Linked DNA regions of Homo sapiens: region 1 is linked to region 2. The links are chromatin loops, found by intact Hi-C in ENCODE. Cell type or tissue: GM12878. All regions are shown on one strand. Each heading gives the region's core, and the rest is flanking DNA. Links, peaks and the distances in the headings are about the cores only.

Region 1 (8,000 bases), core at 1-8,000, 70 kb after region 2:
AAGGACATCATTTTATTGTTTTTAATGGCTACATTGTATTCCATGGTATACACCACATTTTCTTAATCCAGTCAATCATTGGTGGACACTTAGGCTGGTTCTATGACTTTGCTATCGTGAATAATGCCTCAAAGAACATAAGAGTATATGTGTCTTTTCAATATAATAATTTCATTTCCTTTGGGTAGAAACCCAGCAGTGGGATTGCTGGGTCAAATAGTAGTTCTAATTTTAGTTCTTTGAGAAATCTCCATACTGTTTTCCATAGAGGTTGAACTAATTTACATTCTCTCCAACTGTGTATAACCATTCCCTTTTCCCCACATCAACACTAACATCTGTTGTTTTTTGACTTTTTAGTAATAGCCATTCTGACTGGTGTATGATGATATATTGTGGTTTTAGTTTGCATTTCTCTGATTAGTGATGTTGAACATTTATTCATGTGTTCGTTGGCTGCTTGTATTTCTTCTTTTGAGAAGTATCTGTTCATATCCTTTGCTCAGTTTTCAATGGGGCTTCTTCTTGTTGAGTTCTTCGTAGACTCTAGATATTAGTCCTTTGTCAGAAGCATAATTCGCATATATTTTCTCCCATTCTGAAGGCTATTTACTCTGTTGTAATTATTTATTTTGCTGTGCAGAAACTTTTTAGTTTAATTAAGTCCTATGTGTCAATTTTTGGTTTTGGTGCATTTGCTTTTGGGATTTTTATCATAAATTCTTTGCCTAGGCCAATGTCCAGAAGATTTTTTCCTAGGTTTTCTTCTAGGATTTTTACAGTTTCATGTCTTACATTCTAAATATTTACTCCACCTAAAGTTGATTTTTGTGTATGACGAGATAGGATACAGTTTCGTTCTTCCCAGAACCATTTATTGAATAGGGTGTCCTTTCCCCATTGTTTATTTTTGTCGACCCTGTCCAAGATCAGTTGGTTGTAGATATGTGGCTTTATTTCTGGGTTGTGTATTCTGTTCCAATGATCTATGTGTCCATTTTTCTAGCAGTACCATGTTGTTTTGGTTACTATAGCCTTGTAGTATAATTTGAAGTCAGACAATATGATGCCTCCATATTTGTTCTTTTTGCTTAGGATACTTTGGCTATTCAGGCTCTCTTTTGGTTCCATATCAACTTTAGGAGTGTATTTTTCTAATTCTGTGAAAAATGATGTTTGTTTTTGATAAAGATTGCACTGAATCTGTAGACTGCTCTGGGGAGTATGGTCATTTTAACAATATTGATTCTTCTAATCCATGAGCCTGGGGTGTCTTTCTATTTGTTTGTGTCATCTACGATTTCTTTCATCAGTGTTTTGTAGTTACCTTTGTAGAGATCTTCTATTTCTTTGGTAAAATGTATTCCTAGTTTTTTTTTTTTTTGTAGCTATTAAAAATAAGACTGAGTTCTTGATTTGGTTCTCAGCTTGAAAGACACTGATGTATAGAAATGCTACTAATTTTTGTATACTCATTTTGTATCCTGATATTTTACTGAAGTCATTTATCAAGACCAGGAGTCTTTGGAGGAGTCTTTATGGCTTTCTAGGTATATGATCGTGTCATCAGAGAACAGAGATAATCTGACTTCCTCTTTTCCAATATGGATGCTTTTATTTCTTTCTTTTGCCTGACTGCTCTGGCTAGGATTTCTAGTACTACGTTGAATAGGAGTGGTGAGAGTAGACATCCTTTGCCTTGTTCCAGTTCTTAATGGCTCTATCAATTTTTCTCCACTCAGTATGATGCTGTTGTGGGTTTGTCGTTAAGTAGCTCTTATTATTTTGAGGTATGTTCCTTTGATGCCTAGTTTTCTGAAGATTTTTATCATGAAGTGGTAAAATTTCTTATGTGATCATTTTCTAACTTCATTTAAAACTGATTATTTTCTATAAGTCAATCAGAAAATAATAAAGAGTTTTCCCCTTTGTTAAACCTGGATGATACAAATAGCTGGAAATCAAAACAAGTATTTCAAAACAAATTTTTAAGGAAAGAATAATTTATCTTTGTTGAACAAGGAATACCGGGCAGTTTTTCCTCCTTTATAAAAATATAAATTTATTAGAAATTAAATAATCCTTATAATCTAAATAAGATCTTTGGAAAGTCTTTATAATCATGTGAATCACAATTCAAATAATTGTTTAAGCTAAAATGTATCTTTTGGAAAAGGCATAGATTAAAAAAAAATCTCAGAATTCTATAATTTATTTTTGCTCTCACAAAAATAAGTCTATAGTCAGGAAAGTTTGTATGCAGCTACTGTAATGAAAATAATAGCTAACTGTGCAAATGTCATGCCTACCCATTTACTTAGGAAAGCATGGGTTGTAGACAAAAAAAGCTAACAATATTTCCATTAGAAATTGTAAAGGTATAAAAGTGATTATTTCTAGCTTAATTAAGTTATTGATTCTATAAGCAAAAACTTTACAAATAAAAATAAAATGGCTCAAAAATCAATTTTCACTATAAATAAAAATCTAAGGAGTTGACATGCTAGCTTTAGAGTAGACAGACAGTACTATTATCTTCTGGGATCTGCTGTCCATTCCTAATGTTCACATTAAATGATCTATGATTTCCCTGTTTACTTCCTTTATGCATTTTCAAAGTTATTAAATTATATTTTCTTCTAGTAATCTTTCATACTGAGTTGATCCTATATTTTAGCTGAGAACCCAATTTCATCCTCTATTTCAGAGATTACAACATAAATTTTTTTTCAAAAGCATTGAAATTATATTTTTAAAGGTAGAATGGTTTTACTACTTTTATAGCTCCTTTCAATAATAATCTATTCACAAAAGGAATATCACATGCCTCATTTAACCATTATTTAAGATTACAGATATTAGAGAAGTGTTTTCTTGTAATGCCTCTTCACCCACATGCCTAGTACACCTGGGCAACAGGAAAATCCATTTACCAGTGAAAAATTAAAATTCACAATGGATAGTCTTAATCCTATTTGAAATAAGGATAAAGCTAGTAGTTCCTATAAAGATACTTTTCCTTTAATTAACGTTGTTTTACATACATGAAGAACAGTAGTTATTTCTACCTATCTCAGAATACTTTAAAGACAAATCTTAAACAACTGTGCTATTACAAATAGCAAGTAGAACATTAATAGCTGCAGGCACATCACTTGATATCTACATCTTCCAGCTATAGCCCGTATGTAATGAATTCTGTGAAAGAGGAAAAATATAAATCTCAATCTATTATCATTTAAAGTTTTTTTTTTTAATTTTCATTTTGCTGGGGATAAGGAAGAGGGCAGTATCATGGTTTCATTAAGTTTACCTTTTTTAAACAGAAAAATTAAAAATATCATAATTTTAATTAGAAAAACAAAAGATGTCTCTTGTAGACTTTCTTGGCCAAGCACTAGCAAGTCTAGGAAAAGAAAGATGCATATAATTAATGCTCTCTCTTAGATATAAGCAACCAACCAGTTAGGTGTTACTATGAAAGTAAAATGTACATAAAATTAATGTTTCCTATTTAAATTTGCAAGTCTACTTTTCAAAAATATCCTAATACTTGTTTTGCATGGCAGTGGAAGACCATAAAAATGATCATGGTAAGGTGAAACCATGCAAAGCTTTCTTAATAATCAATAGGAAAAATTACAATTGTTCTGTGGCCTTTAAAAATTTTTGGTAAACATTAAAAGCTTTTACTGTTGGTTATAAATGTATAGGAAAATGAAAAATAAAACTAATGTTTATAATTTAATATGCTGTATTTTTAACACATTAGAACATGGAGAATGAAAGTGTTTTATTTCTGTGTAAAATACTTATCAGGAATAGTCTGAACAGTGCTTGCTTTCTTCTTATTATCAATTAACTTGCAGTATGGACCAAGTACCTTTCCTATGCCTTATAAATTGTCATACCACTTTCTAACTCTGAATCAGCTTCCAATGTTTTATCCCTTGCCTTTTCAATGTCTTGGAATATCTCCAAGAATTGTGAAGTTTTTCCCCACTTTACATCCTCTAAGATGTTTTCATCCTTTTTGTCATAACCACTTTCCTCATTTTCTTGAGCAATGGCAGTGTCAACATTCCCACAGTCAGCCATTCCCTCTATAACTCCATTTATGCTTGATTCCAATTTTATTTTCAGTGTTATCACTTTTCATTTCTTTGCTACGCTTTTATCTTTGTTGGCCAATTCTCTTTTTGATTATCCATTTCTGTAAAATATCATAGCGTTTATCACTGGGAGACAATTAGGCAATACAGCTACATGCTTTGTTGTTTGTGCATAAGGAATAACCAATGTGCAGTGACCAATCATTGACAAACTATACAATAAGTGGTGTGATTGTCACAGATCATGATATGCATCTGTTATTTATGTACTGATTTGTGGACTGAAGAGCTACTTTATACTATACTCAGTTAATATACCGAAGTATCTTTGTATCTAATATTTAAGATAAACAGTGTTGTTACTGGACTGATAACATTTAACTAAAGTGTGGTAACTGAAATTTGTGTCACTGAAACACTGCAAAATAAGGACTTCCTGTATTAGCATATATACCTAATTATATACATCTTAAGAAAATATGTTACAAATATCACACATACACCAAGGAAAAGTAAAGAAAAGCTACCTACCAGTGTGGGATGATTGAGATTCATCATCACTATCATCATCTTTTCTTCCTTTCTTCTTGACTTTTTTAATTTTGTACTCTCTGGCATTGCCCCCACCTCCTCCTCTCATGCTTCCACTGCCCTCTGGTGGGAAAATGACATTAGTTAGCATTACCTAACTAAATCATCATTTTTATAAAATAATGACACTATATTGTTGTATTTAACTTTACAGCAGAAAAAATAAAGGCAAAATAAAGAAACTTTTAGACTCTTTTTAAATTTGGAGTTCCCTATTAAAAGTTTAGTAAATCCAATACATAAAAAATTAATAATAAAATATGAAATCTTTTGAGCAATCTACCTTAGATAGCCTGACTGCTCTAAATGCATTCTCTTTCTCCTTCTCTAACGTCACCTCTTTCCTGTAACTCTCAATATTTTCTTAACAAAAATCCATTCCTTCACCTCCTCTTCTACCTTCCCCAAAAGAAATGTGTCCTCCTTTGCTCATCTGTGTTACCACAGCCTCATCAATAACCTTCTATTATAAGACTTCACAAATTTAATTATTCTTATTTTGCCTTCTTTGTTGAAAGATTATTACCTGTTTTTAGAGGAGATATCCTGACTCATCTGCTACTCAAACAGATTATAAACTTCTGAAGAGCAAGGATCATTGTGTCATTAATGTATATATTCTTTACAGAAATGCGTGAAACATAACACGTGCTTCATAAATGTTGACCATGAATATTAATTGGTTAAGTATAAAAGTATTATTACCTATTGACTATAGACTTAAAAAAACAAATTATGAAACAAATGCAAACACTGTAAATAAAAATAAAAAATACTACTTCAGCATTTCCCTGCTCTTTGATATTGACATGTAAAATATCTACTCTACAAAATGGAATACTGATAACGGGTTTAAACCATTGAACATATTACAACTATATTATATTACTTCAAAATAAGTAAAAGATTAGTCTTTTTAATAAAATAAAGTGATTACTAAAGATCTTTTTCTAAATTCTAAATAGATTTGCCTTAGATTTCATCACATCCTAGATTTAAACTTCTATTATTTTTCCCTTTCTTTTATAATAAAAAAATTCTATTTTCAAAAATATAAGTCTAAAGTGAACATGCTTTTTATATTTGACAATAAGTTTCCTATGGGGGGGAACATTCATGATTGACATGATTCCACACACTGTAATTAAACAATTATAATACAATAGCATTATCACTGAAAATAAAACACCAAATGACCCTTAACTTTTAATAAGAAATAAAATATTAAATAGACTAGTTATACTGACATAAGTCATCAATTGAGTAAGGCAAATTTATAACTATATCTTCAAATATATGATAAAATATCCATAGCTATGAATATTACTGTGATTTAAGTAATTTATTAATTTTCCTGGAAGAATAGAGAAATTTCATAATGCCATTGAAAAGTTTTAAGAAAAAGATTCTGGAAGAGGAAATAAACTATCTCAAAGAATTAGAAGTGTATTTATTAATGAAAAATGTTGAATATTGAATTTCTTCAGTTCCGATAAAGCACTAACAGCACTGTTCCTACTATAAAAACTATGGAAATACATGTTACTTTTCCATTGCAAATTACAAGCATATCAGTGATACCTAGAATAATTTCTAGTGACTTTAGATTAGAAAAAGAAATGTAAAAATATGTCCTTCAGAAATTTTTTCATTTAATTAGTATGTTTATAGGACACCTAAAATATATCAAGTGGTGCTTTGGGTATGTAGCAAGAGTACAACAATAAATGAGATCAACACAGTTCCCAAACAATAAAACACATCATGGTGATAAAGTGATGCAAATAAACTGACAAAATGAGGTGGCAGAGAGTGACTGTGGCTACTATTCCGAAGGGTTAGGAGGCCTCTCTAAGGAAGTGGCATTTAAAGTCGAGCTCTGAATGAAAAGAATACACCAGTTACTTACAGTCTGGGAGAGGGCATTCCAGGTAAAAGGAACAGTTGGTGTAAAAGCTTTGAGGTGAATATGACCCTGGCAAGTTTAGGAATCAAAACAAAACAAAACAAAACAAAAAAGGGCTACTGGGCTGGAACATAGACAGAGGATGGGGAAAAACAAGAGATGAGCATGATGATAAAATAAAGTTTTCACAAAAGAAAACAGAAAACATAATCACCAATATTTCCATTTTATTATATAAAACTTAACACATTAGCAAAATATTTGGTTGATATTAGCTGTTTAAAGGTAAATCAATAAAACAAAGGGCCTTTCAAAGGGCATAATAAATGTGATAAATGCAAAGTTCACTGCAACAAATACAAAACTTTGAATATTCCTTGTTAACAATTTATTACCTGTTGCTTTCCTTCTTCGCTCATCTTTTTTATCCTTTTTACTTGTACTAACGCTTTCTAAAGTGGAGATTTGTTTCAGATCTTCTTCAGTGATTAAATGCACAGGATTATTTTTCATTTCCTAAAATAAAACATGCTTTTTTTGGTAGGAAAAACACATAGCATTTCCAAAAGCATAAAAGTTGTTTATATACTCACTAATTATTCTTGTTTGGTTTTGTTGCTTAGAACTATAGAGCTTTGTTTCAGAGCTGTCACTCTAAGGCAAATGTTTCTCCTTGCCCAAAATAGGTCTCTTCTCTTGCTGCTCTTGACCTTTTTTGTACCCATTATTAACTAATGAGAAATCCTATCTTGTCACTTCACAACTGATTACACAGCTGCAATCAGATGCAATCCTCTCCAGCTGTTACTGGCTGGTTTTACCACAGCTTAATTGATGCCCCATGCTCCTTCGCTTTTTGAGACTCCCAATTCCAATGCCACCTGGATATTTGAGATTATTAAAGATAATGAACCCTCCATCCCCTACCCCACACAAATTACCATATGTGAGTTGCATACTAAGTCATATAATCTTTTTTTCCCCCCTCTGGATTCATTCTTGATAATTTCTGCTTTGAAAAAGTTTATGATAACAACGATGAAGTATTTCCAAGTTCGGATACTGGTTCTTTCTGATGGCATAAGGTCCTATAATCTCTAGTGACAAAAGTATATATTTATGATAAAAGTAATATTATTTCCTTTTTGTTTTTCTAAAGAAAAATGCTTAAAATATTGACAGTTCACATGACAGAATCACCTTTTTCCAAATTTATTTTTGTGGTTAGAGGGAGAAGCCCAAGGAAAGAAGAAAAGTGATAACCATGTTAAATTTTTACTTGAGTAAAAAATCCCAAATAAAAGTAAGAGTCATTTACTAACTGCTAGTTAACATGGAACAAACATTTTACATATATCCCTTATTTATATTTATTCTTTCCATAGTAGGTA
Region 2 (17,176 bases), core at 4,209-12,208:
ATTCAAAAAGCTCTATTTGGATGATGCATTAACTATGATGAGGAACAGAGGACGATAAGTGGAATTTGGAGGAAGGATAATAAAGTTATTTTTAGGTGTGTGCATGACATTGGTTTGAGATGTCCAAAAGGCAATGAGAAACCTGGGTCTGGAACTCAGAAGAGAATTCAAGGCAGAAGATGTATATTTGGAACTCAGCTATCCAGAGAAAGCAATTGAAATCATGGAATTAGGTAAGTTCACCAACAGAGAAAATATAGAGCAAGGAGGTCAAGAATATTTAGGAATATTTGTTTTTAAGAAATTGATAGAGGATGGTGTGCCAGTGAATGGGGCAGAGATTTAGGAGACATAGGAGAGAATGGTGTCATGGATGCCACTGGCAGAAAGATTTTGAAGAAGCTTGAGGAAGCCAACGATAGCAAGTGCCTATCTCATAGCAGACAGAAAGTTGAAGAAGCAATCATGGACTTTTGTGGCTACATATTAGTTGGTGATGTCTAAGAGAGTAATTTCCATGGAGGGGAGAAGACTGATACTAACTGTAGTCCTTAAGCCCAAAATTTTATCAAACTTTTCCTTTTTTTGTGCATGTATTTTGCCTCTTGTAACTATCTTGTAGTTTTGGAAAGTTTCTATTACATAGGGAAAACAAAAGTTTTAAAATTTTAATTTTTTATTTTTTTTCAGAAATGTCAAAATTTTTATCACCACACTCTTTTTCTCCATTTTTCCTCTATCCATACTCCTTCATTCATTTCCTGTTTGAGAGGTTGGGTTGAAGCTCTCAAATAAACAGACTTATCAGTGATGCTACAGAGGCAAACAAGGGATAGGATGTCATTTTTTAAAGAAGGAATAAGCCTTAAGGATTCAGTGTGTGGAATTCCGTAAATATCAAACTTTTTGTTTTTGTGTGTAGCAGGAATAGCATTTAATGTCACTGTTTGAGTCACTGGATGAATGTCTGCTGAGCTCATTAATGTTCCTCATTTAGAGAACCCTTTATGGACATCCACTCCATAAGTTTGTTAACATTCGTGGGAAAATATTTGACCCAAATACTCTTTGCTCCTCGGTGACAGGGATCATAATTCTATCACAGCGAGCTGTTCCCTTTCTCAACCACAGTGATATAAAATCCAGTCATTTCAAATACGTGTAAACTCTGTTATTTCTTTTATAGACTCCAACTTTGAGTCTGAATCTCGTTTCTTTTCCCTCCTTTTTGATTTCCTCCATATTGAACTGAGTATCTAGTCTAAAGCTTATCAACCAGAAAAATTCAGAATGGTTATAATTATCATACAAAACTTCTCTAATTCTCTCTGGATGATACATTTTTGGGACCATCTAAGAAGGCACATGGATGACTTGAATGGATGGTCTCATTTCTAAATTCTTTTGAGATGGATGGTTCAAATGAAGCCTTGATGTCCTCTCTCCTCGATATCCTTTTTTAAATGTTGACATAACACAATACAGATTCAGTAAATTCTGAGAAGTCTTAAGGCCAAATCTATCCTGGTGATGTATTTTCCCAAGTCTTGACAGGTCTCCTTTACCTCTCCCTGAAAAGAGGACCTCAAAGTTCCCATACATTTTTTAATGATGATCCCATCTCAGTCAATCCTGCAATGTTTCTGGTAGGATAATGAAGATCTAAAGACTTAATACTCCTGGAAGAAGAGGTTTAGGATAAAGGTAATACCTAACAACTGTAATTTCTAGTGATATTCTGACTCTTTCATTGAAGAGACACTATTCCAAGACAAAAAGTTTATCTTTTGGGTCCCCACAAGATCAGTACTTTTCAAAACCATGTGATTTAAAAAGTGAACTAGAAATGTTTGATGAGGGTGTTCTTTCAAATAGTCTTTGTGGAACATCTTTGGTCGTTAAAAGAATTCAGCTTCCAAGATTAATTCTGGAGAGTAACTAAATGATACTAATAATGTGGATTAAAGTTTCATGAAGATTTGTGTACTAGACATAAATTTTGCTTTAGATAGAATAAATAAGGGTTTAAAGCCACCAAGAGTTTTAGCAATTCCTTACATATAGAAATAAGAAATTAGCAAAAGACTATCTGCATCAAAGCAGAAAAATTCAATTGAAGTGGGATTTTTTTCATGAAATATTTTCAGAGTCACAGAAATAATAATTAGAGGATATTTTTAGTTTAGAATATTTTCACCATTTTATTACTGTAAGAAAGAGCATAGCTATGGATCCCCTAATTTAACAGAAGAGAGATTCTGTTTGGGTCGGACAATTTTGTTTTTTTCCTATTAATGCCCTGAAATAATATCTGAATATATAGTTATAATTTGAATGTTGTAAAAACAGATGGGTAATAGAAGGTAAAAGTTATCATGTTTCTTTATGTAATCGAAGTAGAAACACTACAGAATTTATTCCACACCTATTCTGTTTACTAAACAGTTAATGTAAAAAATAAATCTTTAAAAATAATGTGAGTAATATAGACTATGTAAAATGTAAATTTATTCAGTATAAGAGACTTCTAAAAACCAATGTATAAAATTAGCAAAAACTGTATCATTATCATAATAAACATCTATCTATAGGTGCATTACAGACTATGTGCTTGATTAAATATATCTAAAACATACCGTAACAACTATTTTCTTTTTTTTTCTTTTTGTTTTGAGAGAGAGTCTTGCTCTGTCGCCCAGGCTGGAGTGCAGTGGCGCCATCTCGGCTCACTGCAAGCTCCGCGTCCCGGGTTCACGCCATTCTCCTGCCTCAGCCTCCCGAGTATCTGGGACTACAGGCGCCCGCCACCGTGCCCGGCTAATTTTTTGTATTTTTAGTAGAGACGGGGTTTCACCGTGTTAGCCAGGCTGGTCTAGATCTCCTGACCTCGTGATCCGCCCGCCTTGGCCTCCCAAAGTGCTGGGATTACAGGCGTGAGCCACCGTGCCCGGCTAAACAACCATTTTCTTATTTAAAACACAGACAATTAACAATATGCCAAGTAGATTAAAAGTTATTTTTTTCTTAAATTCAAAAATGGTATTGCTAACATGAAATGTGTTTTTGGATTGACTTTTCATTTGTGATATTAAATTTGGCAGTTTTTTTTAACCATTTGTGATTAGTGTTATGCATTTTTCATAATGGTAGGCCAATATTTTACTCTAATGAACAATCTAGTGTTTCTTTTTTTTAAGTTATAGCAACGATGTAAGCTTTGAAGCCTGGATTGTAACATAACCACATTTTACTTAACCAGTGGAGCTAGTTTGTCCCAATTTAACACTTTTATAATGCCAAGTTAAAATTGAACCCTTGGGCTTCCTAGTCATTATTATTGAAGCAGAAATACATTTTTGCTTCTTTTGTCATCTTTAATCCCCAACATGACAAAATAAAATATTTTGACTTGTTGACTTGCATACTCATCTTTGCCAACAAATGTAACTCGTGGCCTTCAATGCCTTCTTCCTCTTTCTTTTCACTTTTGTAGCCATTAACCAAACTTATTCCTTCAGTAAGAAACTTAATCCTTGGAACCTTGCTTTCTTTGGTTCTATTCCACAAAGGATCAAAAGCATAATTTTCCTCAAACACTACAATAATTATTTTCTTCCTTTACTTATGAACAGTTGGTAACTTTCTATGGCCGGTTATGTCACTTTTTATCCTAAGAGTTAATATTCTCCCTTCCTCTGACTCTTTCTCTTTTAGCAATCTTATTTTCTCCTGCTCTTCGGCAGTCTCTGCTACTTCCAAGCCATCTGGTTGTTATTGGCACATGGGATTTGCTTTTAACTTCTTTCCTGCCCATGCAGATGTCACCTTTGAATTACTGGGAGCCCACTGTTTCCTGAGTCAGTCCATTTCATCTTTGGATAAGTCCATTAAGGAGTTTTTCTCTTTGTTACATAAACCATATAAATCAACTATATAATTTTTACATTTATCTTTGTGTGTGTTACGCAAAGACCTAAGGAGGTCTTTTTCTTAGTTGTTTTGCATATGTGTGCTATGTCTACATATGTGGTGCTTTGTTTAACCTGCAGGCAAGGATCTTTGCATCAGGCACTTCTGCATTTCCATACCATGATCCATCCTCCTACAACTCCAGACCCACAACAGTATAAGCTCTAACTTTTGGCATAGTACATGTTTAATGGATGTTTGATGTGTAGGATACCTTCTAAATGCAGAACTATTTATATGTAAAAGTATATATATTTATACTTATGAAAGGATAATAAAATCTTTAGGAAATGATTCTGTGAATTTTAATTGTAAAGCTAGAATACAAGTCTGATCATGTGCATACTCACTGCCCCCACACAGTAAAATGCCTAAACATTTCCAATTGTTTAACTAAGAAAACATTACATGTTGTATATGTATCTATAATTGGTTAACAGAGAAGATGTTACATGTTATATATCTATCTAAACCTAAGTGGCTTGGTTTTCTCTATGTGTAATGTGCTATTATTTTCTATATCATAGATTTAGTTCTACCTGTGAAATTTCATATAATGCAGAAAAAATATTGATAGTTTTGCCTGTATTTTTCAATGTGAATATGAAAAAATACCTTGGCATTGTTAATCCAAAAATACATTTATAGTTTTCAAATAGTCTATCTAGCAGAACACTTATTAGTATCTCTAAATTATTAACATCGCTGAATATTCTTGCATTTTAAACTATTTCAAAAATTATTTCCATAACAATTTTAATTGAATCTCCTGTGATGCTATTTTGGTAATTGTAATCAGCAGTATCTTACAATTAGATTTTAATCAAAACCTTTAATGCTATAATGTGTAATCTGAGAGAAGACAGTTATATATCTATGTGGGCTTCTTCTCCTGACCTCCCTCTACTCCATCCAAGAGATGCTATAACCAATGTGAAAACAGATCATGGAGAGCAGAGGTTGCTTTCCATTTGTCCCAAGTAATGTGGAAAATATCCAGGGGTAGCAAGATAGGGTCATGATCAGTTAAAGTCTGGTATAAAGATAAACCTGGTGATGGACTTCTCACTAAGGCTCTTTACTTCCTGTGTGATCAATAAACACTGACTGACTTATAGGACAGTTGCTTAGGGTTAGGAGTGCACCTCCTGGTTATGCAGGAGATTGAAACTGGGGGCACAACTGGCTTGGGGTAAGGGGGGTGTGGCACAGGTGTGGGGGAAGAGTGGGGAGGGCTCGCCTACAGCCCACATTACTCTATTGTGCTGCTTTGCAGGTTCTGAATTATCAGCAGTGAATTATTCTTTTTCAGCTTTTATTATTACTAGATTTCTTTAAAGCCCACTTTTATGTCTGCCCATTAATCATTTATGTAATTTTAGAAGGCAATAATGCATGAGGCACAGAGCTAATTATGCATTCTATTATGTCGTTAGATATCTGGATGAAAGTCATGTTCCAAGACTCAATCCCTTCCCTAAAACTCATTTCCACAAGTGAAGATTTAATGATCTATTTATTTTAAAGGTTTGCCTTTGGGGACAAAGATTATCCTGGTTAGCTCCACTTGAAAGAATAGACTTTTATTTCATGGAATCTGTAAGCGTTTAGAAAAATCACTGTGGACTTTGAAAATATATTTAATACAAAACGTGTTGAAACCCATGCTTTGGCTATCCCTAGGTAGAAATGATCCTCTTTATACCTATGCAGATTATGAGAGCCATAATGTCCTCAGTTCTCATATTCCATTGAGTAAACACAGAACTAGCAAGCTGTGGAAGCAGTGTGTATGAGGGCAAATTGTAGCTTTGTTTTTTAATTCTACAGTCAGTATGTGTGAAAAAAAGGATGATTTTTAAATGATAACAATTCTTAAATGTGATAATTGCTAATGAATTTACTCTGATCAGTTTTGTTCTTTTACCATTCATAGCTAATTTATCACATTACATATAACCAGGAATGCAAACACTAGCCTCATGTATACCTCTCAGTTTGATCTCTTAGTTTTTCTTTTACTCTTCAGGTATGAAAAACCTCATTCTTCAGTAATTACATCCACAGCTCCTAGGTATATGTCATATATTTGATTATGAAGAGATATTTTCCTCTGCTTCTAACAGCAGAGTGCAGTATTTTGCAAGGAGAGTTGTCTTTGTGATTTAGCATATATTCATTTCTGTTCTACTGTGCTTTTTGTGTGCTTAGAATATAGTTCGATCAAAATGTGTGCAAAAACTTTTCCACTCTAAACTACATGAATATTTTCTAAAACTTAAGTCAAAAATAAGACCGCAACTGAGTTCTGGCTTTAGTGACAACGAAGGCAAAATGGATTTTAGGTGGGCAAGGACTGTCTCCTAGATGTCAGTGTCCATTCCGGAGCCACATTTTTGGCAGAAGATTTCCTTGTTCTGGGTCAGGAAGCCTTTACCCACCAAGGAGACAGAGCATTTCCCGCAGTTAAAGCATTCGCTATGCCACTGGCTGTCTTGAAAGCAGATAAACTTGGCACCTGTGAGACCTGTAAAGGAATTGGAGAAAAAGATTAATCTATCCTTTCAAGGAACAGATTGAGCATTCTAGCAGATGCTCCTCTAGGAACTGGAGATAGAGCTATGAGCAAAACAACGCAGAGGCAAATAACCCAAAAAAGAATGCTGCTTCCTGGCCCTGTGTCCATCTGGAACTATCCACTGTAGGAAAGTTACACCTATGCCACCCAACCAGATTCACAGCCAAATTCTGCCATAATCAACAGAAGAAGGCAGAATGCTAATATGCAAGTCAGGTATTTTTGGAAACAGATAAGGTTGTCTAAGCCAGATAAGACAATACAGTGTAGCATAGTGGAAAGAAGGTATAGGTTGTGAAGTCAGAGATATCTAAGTATGAATACATTTCCCCTTTTTCTCTATATGACTTTAAGTTTTCTTAGCTGCAAAATGAAGATAAAAGGAAATAAATGTATGCTTCCTAGTTTGATGTCCAATGTTGTAATGAGTTTTAGTTTTCTTCTTTCCCCTCATTTTTCTGTGCTTAGTTGTACTTAGAATATGTCCTGGGGTTATACGGTTTGGGACACTATTTCTAGAAAGCATAACCAAATAGAGGATTTTGTCTAATCATTCAGCCATCCTAACGTGATGGCCTTATTACCTTGCTCAGAGCCAGCTTCAGCTTTTGTTGAATCTGGCCAATGAAGCCACGTTATCACGTGATTGGTTTCTAAGAGCTTTGTCAGCCTCCTCCACTTTAACTTGGGCCTCACTTGAACCATACTGTTTCTTTAAAAAGTAGTCGAATTTGAATCTTCGGTGAGGGTCTGATCTCTGTCTCCTTAATGTGATTCCAGGGTATAGTTCAAGAAATTGATTTTGAGAAGTTACATTAAAGGAGAAAATGTTAGGGTTTGGGAAGAGGTTGAGATGCCCTAGGCTTGGGTCTTTATTTATTTCATGTTTTCTCCCAGTAATCTTAGTGCTATTATTTGCTTATCATCCATGGAGTGAGGCTAAAAGAGTTATGTAATTCATATGTAATTTCCAAATACTCCATTTGGAATGGTGAAGTGAAAGGGTGAATAGCATTCTATTTCAGATACATTCTTCTTAAATAGGATAATGAACTTTTGTTTCCATCCTAACAAACTTATTTGATGTCTTCATATATAATTTAGTAGTTCATACAGAAAATTGCATCAAATTTCTCTACTTTCCTTGATTAAATTTATAGCTTGCTTATCTATGATGCTATCAACATTACTTCCTAATAAATGTAAATTAATTATGTACTACTTAATTCCCTTAATGTTATTCAAAACATTAATAAGCTGACTGCAAGAGTAATGTTCTGTATATACATAAATTATGCTGTTCATAAAACTAATTATTACATGTCTAGCATTTTGATGCTCATGAGTTTTTCTTAATTTTATTAGTAAGCCTTGTACAAGTGGCAAATATAAAAGCAATTCTTCCGGAATTTTACAAATAAGAAAAAGTAGAAGCATCTGGCAACTTTAAGAAAGGGCTGAACCAACATGTGAGATGTATGTAAACTGTTCCAAAAGGAATATGTTTACTCCCTTAGGTCATGAGGGTTGTTTGCAGTAAGAAAGCCATTCATGAAGCAGGTCTTTGACACCTGTGTTATCTGGTTTCATAGGTTTCTGACAAGTCAGTAGAATAAGAGCTGGCATTTGTTGAGTGCTTGACTGTGTGCCAATTACTATTCTAAGTCCTTTATGTGTGTTACCGTATACAGCCCTCACCTTACCTTCATGGGGTCAGATATTAGCATCAGCCCCACTTTGCAGACAAAAACTGAGAAGTGAGAAGTTTAACCGCTTGCCCCAGGTCACCCAGCTAGTAAGCAGCAGATCTAAGATTTAAGCACAGGCCAGGGCCATCTGTCTTTAGAGTCTCTGCTTTTAACCTCATGAAACTAAGTTTGAGTTTATCTTTGGTAAAGAATATGATCAGGAACATCAGCATCACTCTCTGAAGAAGCCACAACATTTGAAATTCCTTTTCCTTGAAATAAACAGAGATGGAAGAAAGCCAACCTGCTCAACTGCTTGTTTTATAAATAAGGCAAATGAAGGCCCCCCACCCCTGAGGTGAGTTAGTCACCCATGGTGACACAGCAGTGGGGGCAGGGAGGACCAAGTCTTTTGCTCCTCAGTCCAGAGCACCTTTCACTGCATCAAGCAGCTTCATTTATCCCTGATAGTTTAAGAGGTTAATCCTATCTCAAAGGAGGAGAAAATATGGTAGCTATATCTGGAGTTTGTTCAAATGAAGCAGTTCAATGTGATGGGTTTTAAAAATTACACTTGGTGATTTATGGGTAGATTTCTCAGAGCTTTTTAAAAAAATAATTGATTAATCTTAATTGACAAATAAAAATTGTACATATATTATATAACATGTTTTTGTATATGTATGCATTGTGGAATGGCTAAATCAAGGCAATTAACATATCTATTACCTTATCATATGCTTTTTTGTGTGTGTGGTGAGAACATTTAAAAATCTATTCTCTTAGCAATTTTCAAGTATATAATACATAGTTGTTAACTATAGTCACTATGTTGTACAATAGATCTTGAAATTATTTCCCCTGTTTAACTGAAATTGTGTATCCTTTGACCAAGAATACCTAGCTTTTAAAGTGACATAATAATCAGATTAATGCCAATTTTCCGAAGACGTGTGACAATATCAGAATTCCCAATGGTACATCAGTTCAAATAGCTCAATTTTAAAGAAGCAGTACTTCAGGGCCTATAGATATTTAACAATTAGATGAAGAAATAGTAAAGTGAGTTGTAAGTTTTTGCAGGCATTTCAGCCTCTGGTGTCTCAATCACAAAGTTAAAAAAAAGATTAAGATAGTTATTAGACATTTCCTGTGGACTGATGAGTCTAAATTAAATATATAATATTTAGATTACTTTTGGGTAAAATTTAGATTACTTTTGGGTCAGATTATTTACTTTTGATCATCCTCATGTTTTTGTGCAGAACAACGTTGTTTTTCCATCTCAACTTTAAAAAGCTGGGCCCAGTGATTGATCTGGAACAATCTATGAAAAAAATCACTTAGGCACATGAATCTGTGATATACCAGAATTGAAACTCAAGTTCAGGGCTTGTGTAGGCTTTTTGCAGATCAGTATTAGCCATCTGGATCTCCAGAGAATTTTGAAACTTATTTTGAGTTGTTAATTTCCTTATTTTCTCATTGAAGTCCCCTTTTTTTTTCTGTCCCAATTCAAGATAAGTGTTGTTATAAAATAAATGGACTGTGATTGCAGATTTTACTTGGGAGATTCTGGAGCTCCAGGTATTGTTGGATATCTGAAAGTCCCATTTTCTAACTAAAATCAGTGGAGATCTCTTGGCTATAGGAATTGTCAAATTTGTAGAAGGCAGGAGAGCAGGGTAATTAAAAGCATGGACCCTGGAGCCGAGTGGTGTGGGATTGCTAAGGCAAGTTCTTGCAAGGGCCAGGGAGGTGATCTAGCTGAGTGATGCAGACAGGGTGCAAGGGACAGAGAGGGCATGCCCCATGCAATTGGACAGCCACGAGTTCCATATGATGGTGACCCTGCTGGGGAATGTGGAGGCAGTCTGCTCACCCAATGGCAGGCTCTTCCTCTACTTTTAGCTGCAGAGATGGATTTTACATTAGTTATTTCCAAACATGTTCAGGCCAAACATCAACAGCCTGCTTGCCAGATGTAGCCCGTGAGCCAGTGTGAGATCCTGACACAGATGGTGCTCCATATAGACAAATAAGACCATGCTGTTTTTTTCTGGTGACACCCTCCCTCCCTTTGCAAGTCAGTGAAAGCCTGCCAAGGTGGGGTTTGCTGTGAAACTTTTTCTTTTGGTTGGAAAGTGCATGAAGACTCAACTTTTATTTTGCCACATATTTGAAGATGAAGAAGGAGGAAAGGGATAAAATGATCTTTAATTCTATGGTATATGAACAACTAAAAATTGAAATATGTTCTAAGAATACTAGGAATAGAAAGTAGATATACAGTTCTGACACATTATTAAGTGATTATAAATTGCCAGAAAGAATAGCTGCTGAGTTTCTCAAGTGTCATGCTAGTTTCAGTTCCTTTATTATAGGATTAGCATTTTAAAAGTGTCTCTGAGGAAAAGATGTATTTCTTTTTACCTTGAAAACCTCTTTAACATGGATTGATTTATCATTATGTTATTTTCAAATCATGTCACATTTTTTTTTCAGTAAAATGCTATCTTGTTTTCTTTCATCTACTCATAAACACACTTCATAATTGCAAGTGAATAGAGAAAAGAGAGTAATACATTTGTTAGAAGCATCTTAAAATGAAGTTTAATTAATTACTGACCTATGCTACCTTAATTATTACAGCTTCAGATGTTCTATACAATAGTGGAATTTAATTAAAACCTTCCTAACTAAAGGATGCTTGGTCCTATTTTAGAATTAAGCAGGATTTTGATTTATTAGTACTCTTCTCCTCCCACTCAAAACTTAATGAGGCTGCAAGCAGATCTCCTCGTGAAGGCCTGCACTAACCTCTCAGCTCATCCTGTTCTCCTCCTTCCTTGAATGTTAGAGTCAGTACCATTAGGTTTAGTATGTAGTTACCTTCACAGAGTATAGTCACCCAAATTATACTCTTGTACTTTCCTTGAGGAATCCATGTAATATTTATACTCATATATATGCACCCACTTGTGTTTATCTCAAAAGGAAATATAAAGGAAAGCTTCCCATTTTTTAATTGCTTTTCCTAAATTAACTAGATAGTGTTTCATAAAGTCATAACTGTCTCATGGCATGATCATATTGAACTGAAGAACTCACCACTAATGGGTTTGGAACAGGCTACACACTTGTTGGCATAAAGATGGTTGTAGCAGTCCACGCAGAATGGATAGTCGTCTCTGGACATGAACTGTTCTTCACAGAGATCTTTCCTACAGCCACTACACAGAAAACACTCTTTATGCCATAGCTGGTCACAAAATGTTATCCCACCTGAAGTTATCACCTGCCAAAGACCACAGAAAAGGCAATGACCATGGGAGCCATTACAATTCAGATCATTTCATGATTCTTTTGAGATCCTAGTATCTCTGGGGAGAAAAGGAAGCAAAAAGAAAAAAAAAAGATCATTTCATGTCTTCTATGCCACAACTGGTGCTTTTGGCTACTCTATTTTCACCTTATGTTAGGATGTTCTTTTCCTCAAAAAGTCATTAAAAATTAATAATATGAGAAGCCAAAGGCTATAGGAATTAATTAGAAGTAGAAAGAAATGGAAATTATTGTATATTTTTCTCCTACAATGAAATAGAACAGAGGCAGGGCCATATTGGACTCAGGAAGATGGGGGAGAAAAACCACACAGGTTCTTTTTTCACTTCCTCATACTTCTCTGAATTTTCTTAATTTTGGTTTTTAAAGATCTGCCGTTAGAGCTATTTTCTATACTATGTTCTTATAACTACCTGTCTAACTTTAGGGATGCTTAAAAGAATTCTTCTTTTTCCTGAATGCTTTACACCAGGTCCAAGAATATCCAACAGCAGTAATTCTGAATGGAATTGGTAAGCACCATTATTTGCTAATAACAACTACCATTTCTTAAGTGTTTTTTCAGTCCTTACCACCGTGCTAAGGATGATCTCTTCTGAATATTCTCAACACCTCTACATACTACAGACTATTATCTTTCCCTCTTTTCAGATGAGCAACTAGTGAGGGTTACAGTCATTAAGTTACTTGCCATGGCCATAGTGAGCTAGGATTCAAACCTGCATGGTCTGATTCCACAGCCTGTGTGCATCACCATCAGTGCCATACTGAGTCAAGGTTACCTTACACAGATAAGCAGTTGAAAATCCTTGTTGAATGAATGAATAAATGCCAAAGGAAAAAATAGTTGGAAAGCAATTCCAATATTGTATCTAGCAGTGGGGTGCTGTGGGAATTAGAACTCAATGGAATAAGCCCTGGTTGTACATTGAGCCTTAAGGTGTGATGTGCAGTGTTTTGCCTGAGATGTAATTAGTTCTGCATAAGATAATATTTTCTTTCTAAACCAATTTAATCCATGAATTCTACTTTTTAAAAGGCTGAGAAATCTTTAGTTAGAATCAGATGGATAAATCTTGGGCATTTTTTCTCATGTAACTATTTTTAAGCCACATCACCTTTTGAATTCACAGCTAATGAGCTCTTAGAATTGCTGTAGATACTGGAATGTGTTTTTGTAAGTGTTTTATAATGACTGAAGCAATGGGGTATCTGAGGTGGTTCCTATAACCTTTGTATCAAATTAACTAGGTAGTAAAAACTTAGAGCCTATTTTAAGCCGCCTCGTTGTTTACGAACTCAAAAATGTTATTTGTCTGTTACATAGACTTGTGAAAAAATTATTCTAAAGGTATTTTTAATCTTATAACAAATATCTTAGAAATTAAAGATATTTGATATGAAAGATATTTTCCTAGAGGGAAAAAAGCATACTATTCTGAATAAGTAAATGGGAAGCATAATGTTGTGATGGAAGTAAAGCAATTTAAAATACCTCCTACTGACTTCCAATGCCTTACAGCAGACACAGCAGAATTCATGATTCCTTTGATTTGTTTGGTCTGATGATTAGCAGGCAATGCTTAAAAGATCTGAAACTTGAAAAATGTATTCACAGCAAAATAAAACTTGATATATACACCAAAGACTGTTTAATTAGAGAGAAGAAATTCTGGAACATCAAAAATAGTTTGCTTGTGATTATATTCCTTTTGAAGAGGTAGGAAGGTAAGATAAAGTCTAATATCTAAGCTTGGTTTTCACCACTGATTGATCTCAGGATTTAGAACAAGTTTGTTCTGTGAAAAAGTGGGGGCAATAATGATTTTGCACTCATTATGTGACAGATGAAAAATCGAAGAAGACGTTTAACTCCTTTTGAACCTTGAGGAGTTTGAATTTGAAGCACTTGTAGTTTAAAATCATTTGCTTTCTGGCAGAAAATAAATCTTAGTTTAACAAAATAAAATCTATGGATTTTAAAGCTTAAAAGTTCTAACAGCCTGGTTGTCAAGTAGTTTTTCCTTTTTTTAAGAAAATATTTGGTCTTTGGTTTGGGTTGAAAAAAATTGTTTAGATTGGATCATCTTGATCAAAAACAAATCTAGCTTTTTAGAAAAGGACTTGTGGTTTTAAAAACTAAATAAAAAATAATCTGGCATGTCATAATCTGTCTACTACCCAATATAAATATTTTGTAAATTTTTGATGACTTCAAATCATATCCTAAATATAGTTACAGGCTCCAATAACCTGGGAAACATCAGCACTTGGCCCAGACAGTGCTCAGCATGGATGTACTAAAGAAGTTTCACTCTTGAATTGTTATAGCATTGAAAGAGTCTTCATTATTGTGTCTGATAAATGATTTTAGGATAATTCTCACAAATATCATTACTGTTTTAGTCTGTCTTTAAGAAATGCAGCCTAAAATTGGCCAACTCAGTTGTCTCTCAAAACAGTGAGATAAACCTATTCATTTTATTTCCAGCAAGATTTTATTTTCTTTAGTTTTTAAGTTTTGTATATTTTTTAGAGATAGGATCTCATTGTCACCCAGGCTGGAGTACAGTGGCTCAATCATAGCTCACTGCAGCCTTGAATTTCTGGGCCCAAGTGATCCTCCTGCCTCAGCCACCCAAGTAGCTGGGACTACAGGCACGTGTCACCATACTTGGCTAATTTTTAAACTTTTTTTTTTTTTTATACAGACAGGGTGTCACTATGTTGCCCAGGCTGGTCTTGAACTCCTGGCCTCAGGCAATCTTCCCACCTTGGCTTTCCAAAGTGTTGGGATTACAGACGTGAGCCACCATGCCCAGCTCCAGCATGTTTTTAAATGCCGTCATTGACCCTGGTAATTCTTTGGAGCTTCATATGTCATATGGCTTGATTGCTGCTTGTAAAGTCACCTTCTAAGCCAGTGTTTTGGTAGAGTAATGAAGGTCTCAGTCATAAGATTATTTTATGTCATGTGATCAATTGTAATTCTCAGCCATCAACATAGTGTAATTTAATAATGATAACTTAGCATAGTGTATTGCTGCCTCTTTAAATGCAGTAGTGGTATTGGTTATGTATGTTAAACAGTTAACTGCGTGTGTGTGTGTGTGTGTGTATGTGCATGTGTGTTCACATATGTGTGCATAGAAAGTGGTAGTGTGACTTCCAGCTGTCCAGATATACAAATGGGCTTAAGAGTTCTGCCAAAGTAACCCACAGATAAAAAATACTTTGAAACCACTATACTAATCCAATGTATTTTCATGATTCAGCTTTCTCATGACAATTTATGGTGTCATTTTAAACTTATGATGCCTCGCAGGTCAAGGATTTCTTTGAGAACCTCCATATATATTTTATGGAATGCAGACAGGCTTCATCAAGGTGTTAGAGCTACTTTTTCACATAAAAGCTTAGAGGATAAAAAAAGAATTGGATGAAGTTTACTTCAAAAATATTACTTTTTTTTTCTCTTAGAAAATGTTTTTTTTGAGTGGGAAGCCAAGTCAGAAGGCCCTACATGATCCTGGAACTGGAGTGAAGGAACTTGCTGCTCTTAGTCTTCTTTCTGTCTTTTGTCTACTGAACTTCCCCCATGATCTTGGCACTCTCTTGAGCCGATTGCCCTACTCATAGGAAATACAAAAGCTTCAAGTCAAGAAGACATTTGCATTGCTGAGAAAGAATGTGAGAAGTTAAACATCCTGTTTAACTTGGTTCCCTTAGTCACTTTGTGAGGCAAATCCATATTTCTCTGAAACAGTTAATACTGAATAGATCAAACATTATTTTTTAAGAAACATCTGTATTCAAAGAGAGACCTGTGCTTTCTCCCAGAATACGTGAGATCTTGTATAAAAGCAGTGAATGGGCCGAGTGTGGTGGCTCATGCCTGTAATCCCAGTACTTTGGAAGGCCAAGGCAGGTGGATCACCTGAGGTCAGGAGTTCGAGACCAGACTAGCCAACATGGTGAAACCCTGTCTCTACTAAAAATACAAAAATTAGCTGGACACAGTGGCACGCACCTGTAATCCCAGCTACTTGGAAGGCTGAGACATGAGAATCTCTTGAACCTGGAAGGCAGAGGTTGCAGTGAGCCGAGATTGTACCACTGCACTCCAGCCTGGGTGACAGAGCGAGATTCCATCCCAAAAAAATAAAACAACAACAACAACAAAAAACAGTGAAATGAACTGGAATACCAAATCACTTGAGCTGTTTGGAATATTAAATTCTTGTTGTGGCTGGAATTTTATGGTTAATAAAAAAAAAAAAGATGGTCATGCTCATCGTGACAACTAGTGGTTTGGACATGTTGAAAGTCCAAACTACCATGGGTGTGTTGATTACAGATATAACATAATAGTATCAGTTCATTCTAAATATATGATACAGCTAAAAAGAAATAGTCTGAGTTTCCACAAGCTTCACCCTCTTTAGAAAATTACCTTCTTACAAAAGTTGCAGTAGTGAGCAAACTCCTTCTCAAAACATGGCACACAATAATTGCCACTCTCTTTGGAGATCAAAGGCTTTGTCCCTATAGGTTGTCGGCAATTCTCACACACAAAACAGGTTTCATGCCAGTAGTTTCCCTTAAATTCCATTTTGCGGGAACCTGTACTCCAAAAGTAAGGCCATGTTAGTATAAGTCAAGCATAATTTTATTTTTTAAGCAAATACAGATCAAATTACTTAAAAACGTTTTAAGTTAAGATGATAAATGAATTGTCCTTTTAGAAAAATAGTATTTTTTCAGGTTCAAAAAAACCCATTCATCTGGAGAAAAAAAAATGGTTAATAAAGTTTAGCCATGATGATGGAGAATCACTCTTAGACTGAAAACTTTTTCAAGCTCTGCATAACCTATAATCTGGAGATGTAAAAGTACTTTTAATGGAGACTCCTAATGGTTTCACATGGTTTGGATAAATTGGGCCATAATAATCATTACAAGGGTATTAAAAATGCCCAGAGCACAACTACTGAGACTATACTGTGCAGTTATGGCCTTCTAGAAATTCTCTGAATCCATAATAAGAAAATGAGAGAGCAAGAGTGGCAGAGAATGAATTATGTTCTTATGCTGCTGACCATAGAGATTGAGAAGATCAAAATATAAAGAATTAGTCCTTGCCAAAAGTGGAATGATATACATGAACCCTGTCTTCCCTAAGAGAGAATAACAATAACCGATCCTCAAAACAGTTTGTGTCAAGCTACAAAATGGCAGTTGGCCCCAATCGCCTATGATGAATCACTCTTTCTGATGCCATTGATTGTGCCTAGGGCACTGTGTTTAATGTAGTGTTATTGGTATACATTTTGTCTTTATTTTATGGGTAAGATTCTGGTTTGAAATGTTTCTATGAATTAGACTATATGAAAATACACAGAACACTGTAATTTACCTGTTCAAGGATAATGAATGAATAATCTTTTTATTTCTAAAGTACACGGAAGAAGATTGAGAGAGTAAGAAAGATATCTTTCTCAAAACCAGGGTTTTGGGAGCTGCTGCACTCCTCATGTGCTGGGACTTAATGAAAAGCATCACAGCTTCAGTTAGAGACAGGAGCCCCCTTGAGACC

Evidence for each region. Hi-C counts contacts between places; a loop is a spot of excess contacts. Peaks named below come from ENCODE experiments on the same cell type or tissue, not always from the same donor. Only the 100,000 strongest peaks of a DNase experiment are listed, where the experiment ranks them.
Region 1: a loop joins it to region 2, with 2.5 times the contacts of the local background. A loop is called at or near these places in 5 of 110 quality-filtered maps.

What each region holds. Positions count from the first base shown.
Region 1 is chr6:96,539,660-96,547,659 of GRCh38, reverse strand. It overlaps UFL1 (UFM1 specific ligase 1), which reads right to left. Exons shown (of 19, transcript NM_015323.5): 11 at 7,005-7,125; 12 at 4,644-4,766. Among named protein-coding and RNA genes, the nearest start is that of FHL5, 19 kb to the left of the region's middle. In GM12878, for the core only: a CTCF peak has its summit at 4,770 (motif pointing left); no DNase peak of the experiment used is centred there.
Region 2 is chr6:96,604,929-96,622,104 of GRCh38, reverse strand. It overlaps FHL5 (four and a half LIM domains 5), which reads right to left. Exons shown (of 6, transcript NM_001322466.2): 4 at 16,034-16,203; 5 at 11,347-11,533; 6 at 3,479-6,496. The coding sequence ends at 6,333. Among named protein-coding and RNA genes, the nearest start is that of FHL5, 50 kb to the right of the region's middle. In GM12878, for the core only: no CTCF peak of the experiment used is centred there; DNase peaks (open chromatin) are centred at 8,254 and 10,520; H3K27ac peaks cover 772 bases.